Regions from separate parts of the Homo sapiens genome. Here region 1 is linked to region 2. A link is an interaction called in ENCODE POLR2A ChIA-PET data of the cell type or tissue named here. Cell type or tissue: B cell. All regions are shown on one strand. Links, peaks and the distances in the headings refer to the core of each region. The heading gives the core; the rest is flanking DNA.

Region 1 (4,383 bases), core at 276-4,275, 340 kb after region 2:
GATCACGAGGTCAGGAGATCGAGACCATCCTGGCTAACATGGTGAAACCCCATCTCTAAAAATACAAAAATTACTAAATACAAAAAAATTACTAAAAATACAAAAAATTAGCTGGGCGTGGTGGCGGGCGCCTGTAGTCCCATCTACTTAGGAGGCTGAGGCAGGAGAATGGCATGAACCCAGGAGGCAGAGATTGCAGTGAGCCGAGATCGCGCCACTGCACTCCAGCCTGGGCGACAGAGCGAGACTCCATCTCAAAAAAAAAAAAAAAACTGTTAGGGATGTCATGGGTGTGTGGCCGGGTGCCTGTGCCTTCCAGGAGTGTTGGCAGTGGGTGGGGGGCGGCGCTGATTTGAAAGTTGCTGCAGGGTGCCTGCTTTGGGCTGTTGCTAGTTCGTGGGTCTGCCAGGAATGGGTGTGCTGCGTCCCCCTGTCTGCCCTGGCCCTGGTGCTTCTGAGAGCACTCAGCCTGAGACCTGGGAAGCAGGAAACCCCTGGAGGCGGGAGAGATCAGAGATGGCTTCACTCACAGTCAGCGTTTAAGCAGCGGCCACGTGCGGGGGTTGGGCCCAATGTAGCCAAATGCTATGGCCTCATCAAGATGTGTGAGGTCTTCCTCTGGGGGTGGGGTGAAAAGGGGAGTCGTACCCCTTCCCATGCAGAGAGCATGGGCTCCCCCAGAGCCATCCCTGTCCTGACCCCAAGGCTAAGAGAGTCAAAGGCAGGGCAGCCTTGGGCCAAGCCTGGCCAGGGGGCCCTGGTGGCCTCACTGCCATTGTCACTGATGATCATGCCTGTGTGTGTCTGCCACCTGACTTGTTATTCGAGGTAACGCCATGCGTGAGATTGAGCAGGAGTCATCTCTGTCCTGCAGGTGAGGAAGTGAGGTCACAGGGGCAAGACACCCAGCGCCAGTAGCCACAGGTTGGTCAGGATCTGACCTCCCACCAAACCCCTTGTCGGGCTAGGCTGACGCTCCCAAGCAGATGGAGGCTGAGGCTGCCTGGTAACCTCTGTCCACCACCCACCTCCCTGCAGTGTGGGACGACCTTCCTCTTGAAGCTGCTGGAGGAGCTGCAGGCAGCAAATGTCCCACAGACATCCCTCTTCCAAATGAAACCTGTCATCTTTTTTTTTTTTTTTTTTTTTTGAGACGGAGTCTCGCTCTGTCGTCCAGGCTGGAGTGCAGTGGCGCGATCTCGGCTCACTGCAAGCTCCACCTCCCGGGTTCACATCATTCTCCTGTCTCAGCCTCCCGAATAACTGGGACTACAGGCGCCCGCCACCAGGCCTGGCTAATTTTTTAGATTTTTAGTAGAGACGGGGTTTCACCGTGTTAGCCAGGATGGTTTCGATCTCCTGACCTTGGGATCCGCCCGCCTCGGCCTCCCAAAGTGCTGGATTACAGGCATGAGCCACCATGTCTGGCCCAAATCCTTTCAAAGTTATATTTTAATGTTACCGTAATGTTTCTCTCAAAAGTTGGAGATGGTTTGCATAAAAATAAAAAGTTTTCAAATTTTTTTTTTTTTTTTTTTGAGATGGAGTCACTCTGTCGCCCAGGCTGGAGTGCAATGGCGCAATCTCGGCTCACTGCAAACTCCGCCTCCCAGGTTCACGCCATTCTCCTGCCTCAGCCTCCCGAGTAGCTGGGACTACAGGTGCCCGCCACCACGCCCAGCTTATTTTTTTGTATTTTTTAGTAGAGACGGGGTTTCACCGTGTTAGCCAGGATGGTCTCGATCTCCTGACCTCATGATCCGCCTGCCTCGGCCTCCCAAAGTGCTGGGATTACAGGCGTGAGCCACCGCGCCCAGCTGAAACCTGTCATCTTTTACAAGCACACACAGGATTGTTTCAAAGAAGACTCCCTAGCATCTTTGTTCTAGTCATTTGTTATTTTACACAAAAGAAATCTGAGTCAGGTGCAGTAGCTCACACCTGTACTCCCAGCACTTTGGGAGGCTGAGGCGGGAGGATCGCTTGAGCCCAGGAAGTCATGGCTGCAGTGAGCCATGATTACACCACTGCACTCCAGCCTGGGTGACAGAGCAACACCTTGTTTCAAAAAAAAAAAAAAAGGAAAAAGAAACTCAGGTGGCTTTTCTTCTCTCATTGAGGCTGTGCTTCCCTGCAGGGAGAAATAGGCTCTTAACTCTTAGTGGTGGATGGAAACGAGGGGTCCTGGTTCTGCCTCCCACCTTAGCATGGCACTAATAGACTTGATGAGAATCTGGGGTCCTTACTGCCTCCGTCTGCTCTACCCTGGAGAGAATTTTTTAGATAAGCAAAAGGTGGTTTGCATAACCCCATGTGGCCACGTTGGTGACGTGGTTGTGGTAGCTCTGTGGCCACGTTGGTGACGTGGTTGTGGTAGCTCTGTATGCACTTATACCTGGGTGTTCGGCTGGGTTGCTTGCTGTGGTCTGGCCATGCTCGGTGGCCCAGCTGCCCCATTTATTAGGGGTATGGTCTTGGGTAAGTTTCTCAACCTGCCTGAGCCTCGATTTCCTCATCTGTAACGAGGAAATTATGGCACCAACCTTTATGGGATGGCTGCGCAGATAGAGGCCACGGTAAATAATTTTTTTTTTTTTGAGATGGAGTTTTGCTTTTGTTACCCAGGCTGGAGTGCAGTGGCACGATCTCGGCTCACCGCAACCTCCACCTCCCAGGTTCAAGCCGTTCTCTTGCCTCAGCCTCCCAAGTAGCTGGGATTACAGGCGTGTTCCTCCCGAGTAGCTGGGATTACAGGCATGCGCCACCATGCCCGGCTAATTTTGTATTTTTAGGAGAGGTGGGGTTTCTCCCTGTTGGTCAGGCTGGTCTCCAACTCCTGACCTCAGGTGATCCGCCTACCTCAGCCTCCCAAAGTGCTGGGATTACAGGCGTGAGCCACCGCACCCCACAGTAAATAATTTTTTAACATCTAGTTTTATAACATCTGAGTTTTATAACATCCTGGGCTCGGGCTCTGACTGCAAAGGCCTCTGTCGGCCCCCAAGTCTCCCCCAGATAATCTCTCATCTCAGAACCCAGAGACACCCCAAGTCTTTGCAGCTTAAATACAATTAGATTCATGAACACGTAATTTTTTTTTTTTTTTTTTTTTTGTGACGGAGTCTCACTCTGTTGCCCAGGCTGGAGTGCAGTGGCACCATCTTGACTCACTGCAACCTCCACCTCCTGGGTTCAAGCGATTCTCCTCTCTCAGCCTCCCAAGTAGCTGGGATTACAGGCATGTGCCACCATGCCCAGCTAATTTTTGTATTTTTAGTAGAAACGGGGTTTTGCCATGTTGGCCAGACTGGTCTTGAACTCCTGACCTCAGGTGATCCACCCACTTCGGCCTCCCGAAGTGCTGGGATTACAGGCGTGAGCCACCGTGCCCGGCCGTGAACATTTAATTTTGATACAACTTTTTTTGTTAACCTATGGAGTATTTGAGCCAGAGGCACAAACATTAAAATTATTCCAACCAGAAGCTTCCCATGCACTGAGGACCTCGCCTGATGTGGGCTTAGTCTGTGAAGGCACTGAAGGGCCAGCCGGCCACCAGTCAGCCCTTCCCCACAGGGCCCTGGTCTGTTCCAGGGAGCACCTTTGTTTGGGTCTGATGTCTTCCACCTTCCCATGGCCTCGGCCCAATCACAGCTGCAAACGTGCTGAACGCCCAGCGCGGGCCAGGACTGCCCAGGCCCTGGGGACCCACACCCCCACCGTGGGCCACACATTGTTCTATGAACTCCACTGATGCGGGGGTGGATTGCTTTCCATTATGTTAATGGAGCAGGCTCCCTTTATCTTTGGCAATCTTCCTGGTTCTTGATGGCATTTTGAAAATATTTGTGGAGTTAGCAGGTCCACTGAGCAGATGATTTCATGGCTTAGATATAGACGCATATATACATCTTACCTCATTCCAGAAAGAATTCCAGGCAGCTGGAGCTCTTGTTCTAGCACAGTCCCACCTGCATGCCCAGTTCAAGGAAGGCTGTAGAATCGGGTGGATGTTTTGCATCCCACCCAGCGCAGCATCTTGGGAACCCCGGGGGAGGAGGGTTGGGGAGCACAGACCCTGGGCCCCACGGCCTGGCCCCACTCCTGGCACTTATCAGCCCTGATACCTTGGAGCAAACAGATTCATCCTCCGGTCTCTGTTTCCTCATCTGTGAAACGGGAAGTGGAGCAACCAGCTCCAGCGTGAGCACCGGCAAAAGGCAGGTTCGCTCCCGGGCCTCCCTCAGGGCCAGGTTTCATCAATGAAATACGTGACTCCAGCTTCCACCTGCATTTCCACTCGGACTGTGGTTCTCTAAGAGGCATAAACAGTCTTGGGGGGACATCTCCAAATCGGTGGTCTCAGTCAGATGCCGACTTACC
Region 2 (4,383 bases), core at 247-4,246:
TAGCCAGACATGGTGGCGCGTGCCTGTAGTCCCAGCTACTTGGGAGGCTGAGGTTGGAGAATTGCTTCAACTCGCGAGGCGGAGGTTGCAGTGAGCCGAGATCGCGCCACTGCACTCCAGCCTGCATGACAGAGCAAAATTCCGTCTCAAAAAAAAAAAAAAAAAATACACAGCAGGGACGGGGATGGTAAACCCAAACTGCATGCTTTCGTTCAAGGTTTCAAGGTGTGTATAAAGCAAAAGTACCTGTCCATCTCCAGATAATCTTGAACTTAACCTGATCAGCCCTTGTGCTCCCCAGCCAAAGCTCACTGAGCGTTCCAGAAACCAGAAAGGCATGCTGGTCTCTGGAAGGCTGCTGAAAGCACCCCAGGAAAATCCCAGCACCAGCCCAAGTCCACTCATGTGGTTCTGTTTGTCCATGGGTCCGCGAGGTGAGGAGGTCTGAAGTGGGCCAGCCGGGGTTCGGATTTTATGTAGAAATGACTACCTGTAGCTGGGTACGGTGGCTCACGCCTGTAATCCCAGGACTTTGGGAGGCAGAGGCGGGTGGATCAGGAGGTCAGGAGATCGAGACCATCCTGGCTAACACGGTGAAACCCCATCTCTACTAAAAATAGAAAAAAATTAGCCGGGCGTGCTGGCAGGCGCCTGTAGCCCCAGCTACTCGGGAGGCTGAGATGAGAATGGCGTGACCCGGGAGACGGAGCTTGCAGTGAGCCGAGATTGAGCCACTGCACTCCAGCCTGGGCAATAGAGCAAGACTCCATCTCAAAAAAAAAAAAAAATGAAATGACCACCTGTTCCTTGTCAAACCAGCCCTTTAAGTTACAACAAAAAGAAAGCCCTCCTCCTGCTCCATGTCCACACTGAGCCTGGTGTCTGCGGCCCTGTCCTGGCGTTTCAGAGGCCGGTCTGGAGACTCACCCTCATCGCCCTCAGCAGCTGGGCCACCAGCAGCCACATGCTGGCCTCTGCTGGCTTCTCTCTTCCTGGCGCTGCAGATCAGAGAACGCAGCCCAGAGTGGGCACCAAGACACCCCAGGCTTTACTGGATCCTCTGGGAGAACCAGCCCCATGCCTCGGTCCTGCCAGGATCCTTACCTTCTGGCACTGCTGCAAAAGCCTCCCTCCTCCCTGGCCTCACATTCCCACCTCTGGCCTCTCTAGAGTCCATTCTCTCAGCAGCCAGTCATGCTTTTACCACAGACTTTATTAGTCCTCAGCAGCACTCCCCCTCGGACTCTCCAGCATTCCCTGGCCGCTCCCCACTCCCCTGCTACCTGCCCCCTCCCAACTGGCCACACCCTGGCCATCAGTTAGTCGGACTGCAAGCTTGTCCAGTCCAAGAGACTAAACGGTCCAGTCGAGCCACTCCCAGATTCCTGACCCTCAGAAACAGAGTGAGATAAGCATTTGTTGTTTTAAGTTGCCACGTTGGCGAACTCGGAATGCACTGCCCAGGGCCGTGGGGATTCCCGTCACGTGGAGAGGACATAGGCTGTCCCTTCCAGGTCCTTAAACACCTGCCCAAAGTCCCACACCCAACAATCTAAAGAAACGCTGAGGAATACATGATTATTTAGTCATGCTCAAATTCCTGTACAGGTTTCTTGCTAGTAGAAACGGACTTTCCGCCAGGCGTGTTGGCTCACGCCTGTAATCCCAGCACCCTGAGAGGCCGAGACAGGTGGATCACCTCAGGTCGGGAGTTTGAAACCACCCTGACCAACATGGAGAAACCCCGTCTCTACTAAAAATACAAAATTAGCCGGGCGTGGTGGCACATGCCTATAATCCCAGCTACTTGGGAGGCTGAGGCAGGAGAATCGCTTGAACCCCGGGAGGTGAAGGTTGTGGTGAGCCGAGATCGAGCCATTGCAGTCCAGCCTGGGCAACAAGCAAAACTCTGTCTCAAGAAAAGAAAAAAAAAAAAGGAATGAACTTTCCATCTTCTTTTCTTTTTTTTTTTTTTGAGACGGAGTTTTGCTCTTGTTGCCCAGGCTGGAGTACGATGGCGCGATCTCAGCTCACAGCAAACTCCACCTCCCGGGTTCAAGCCATTCTCCTGCCTCGGTCGGCCTCCAGAGTAGCTGGGATTACAGGCATGTGCCACCACGCCTGGCTAATTTTGTATTTTTATAGAGACGGGGTTTCTCCATGTTGGTCAGGCTGGTCTCAATCTCCAGACCTCAGGTGATCCGCCCACCCTTTTTTTTTTTTTTGAGGTGGAGTCTCACTCTGTCGCGCAGGCTGGAGTGCAGTGACGCGATGCGATCTCGGCCCACTTCAACCAACACCTCCTGGGTTCAAGCGATTCTCCTGCCTCAGCCTCCCAAGTAGCTGGGGTTACAGGCGCCTGCCACCACACCCAGCTAATTTTCGTATTTTTAGTAGAGAGGAGGTTTCACCATGTTGGCCAGGATAGTCTCCCAACTCCTGACCTCAGATGATCCACCCACCCTCGGCCTCCCAGAGTGCTGGGATTACAGGCGTGAGCCACGGTGCCCAGCATTTTTTTTTTTTTTTTTTTTTTTTTTTTTGAGACGGAGTCTCACTCTGTTGCCCAGGCTGGAGTGCAGTGGCGCGACCTCGGCTCACCACAACCGCCACCTCCCGGGTTCAAGCGATTCTCCTGCCTCAGTCTCCCTCCTGAGTAGCTGGGATTACAGGCGCCTGCCACCACACCCAGCTAATTTTCGTATTTTTAGTAGAGATGAGGTTTCACCATGTTGGCCAGGCCGGTCTCCAACTCCTGACCTCAGGTAATCCAGATCCAACCACCTCGGCCTCCGAAAGTGCTGGGATTACAGGCGTGAGCCACCACGCCCAGCCCCATCTTTTAAAGAAGAATAAAATCTGGTTCTACATGGATGAGTAAAGCCCAGTTAACAAGTGATATAAGAAGAAACTGTTTCCTAAGAAAGAGCTTCAGGAAGAAAATGTACTAAAATTTACAGAGATGAACTCGTTTATTTTCAAGCATTCCACAAGGTAACATGTTTTATGTAAGACATCCTCATATTCAACACATACCTTATTGTTCTGCCTGACTTTGCTTCAGCAGGAGGAGTCGCCGTGGGGGCGGCTTTGGCCATCATTATGGGTGCTGCAGTCCAAGAGCTCTGGAGGCCAGGCTAACTGCAAAAGCAAATGTACTTAAAAAAATTTTTAAGTTTAGTTGCTGCCAAATTTGGAAAGAAGCAAATATGTAATTATTTGTTCAGATATTAATAAGGAAGCCTAGATTTTTTTTTTTTTTTTTTTGAGACAGTCTTGGCCTGGCGCGATGGCTCATGCCTGTCATCCCAGCTACTCGAGAGGCTAAGGCAGGAGAATCGCTTGAAGCTGGGAGGCAGAGGCTGCAGTGAGCTGAGATCGCACCACTGTACTTCAGCCTGGGCAACAGAGTGAGACCTTGTCTCATAAAAAAAAAGACAGGGTCTCACTCATCACTGAGGCTGGAGTGCAGTGGCAAGATCTTAACTCACTGCAGCCTCCACCTCCCAGGTTCAAGCGATTCTCATGCCTCAGCCTCTCGAGTAGCTGGAACTACAGGCATGTTGCCACCGTGCCTGGCTAATTTTTTTGTATTTTTAGTAGAAAGAGAGTTTCGCCGTGTTGGCTAGGCTGGTCTTGAACTCCTGACCTCAAGTGATCCACCTGCCTTGCCCTCCCAAAGTGCTGGGATTACAGGCGTGGGACATAGCACCCAGCCAGAAGCCTAGATCTTTTTTTTTTTTTTTCAGATGGAGTCTCTGCCTCCCAGATTCAATCGATTCTCCTGCCTCAGCCTCCCAAGTAGCTGGGATTACAGGCACCTGCCACCGTGCCCGGCTAATTTTTTCTATTTTTAGTAGAGACTGGGTTTTACCATGTTAGCCAGGATGGTCTCATCTCCTGATGATCTCGTGATCCACCGGTCTCGGCCTCTCAAAGTGCTGGGATTACAGGCATGAGCCACCGCCCCAGCCAGCCTAGATCTTAAAATCAAAAAAAGTCCCAAAGATCAACTTCTGTCTCTGGAATGTTAAACGTTACTGTTTGATAGATGAGGCAACTGAAGTTTGTAGAGCACCTTGCCTGAAGCTTCAGCCCACAGCAGGAATAAGGGACAGAGCCTAGAATGCTTCTGCATCAACAGGGAACAAAGGCATGGGGTCTCCTCTCTGTCCACCTTCCCTTCCCACAGCCCAGGCTGAAAGGGCTGCCCTAGGCGCTCCTGAGGCCTCCTCTCTTATGGGGCTAGAGCTGAGGGAACCTGGGGTTGGTAGCCATCCAGAGACCTAAGGCGTGCCCTGACCCAAACCAGGAGTCACCAAGAGACTGCCTCTAGAGAATAGGCGGGGAAGGGAAGTCACACCAAGTCCAAGCGCAGAGTTC

Evidence for each region. Peaks named below come from ENCODE experiments on the same cell type or tissue, not always from the same donor. Only the 100,000 strongest peaks of a DNase experiment are listed, where the experiment ranks them.
Region 1: POLR2A ChIA-PET joins it to region 2 with 14 read pairs; 1 of 35 experiments calls an interaction of 5 or more read pairs at or near these places.

What each region holds. Positions count from the first base shown.
Region 1 is chr16:89,839,118-89,843,500 of GRCh38, forward strand. All of the region lies in intron 1 of SPIRE2 (spire type actin nucleation factor 2), which reads left to right. Among named protein-coding and RNA genes, the nearest start is that of SPIRE2, 13 kb to the left of the region's middle. In B cell, for the core only: no CTCF peak of the experiment used is centred there; a DNase peak (open chromatin) is centred at 2,334.
Region 2 is chr16:89,501,171-89,505,553 of GRCh38, forward strand. It overlaps LOC101927863 (a long non-coding RNA gene), which reads right to left. Exons shown (of 5, transcript NR_188547.1): 3 at 3,875-3,983; 4 at 3,037-3,141. Among named protein-coding and RNA genes, the nearest start is that of SPG7, 5.0 kb to the right of the region's middle. In B cell, for the core only: no CTCF peak of the experiment used is centred there; no DNase peak of the experiment used is centred there; H3K27ac peaks cover 367 bases.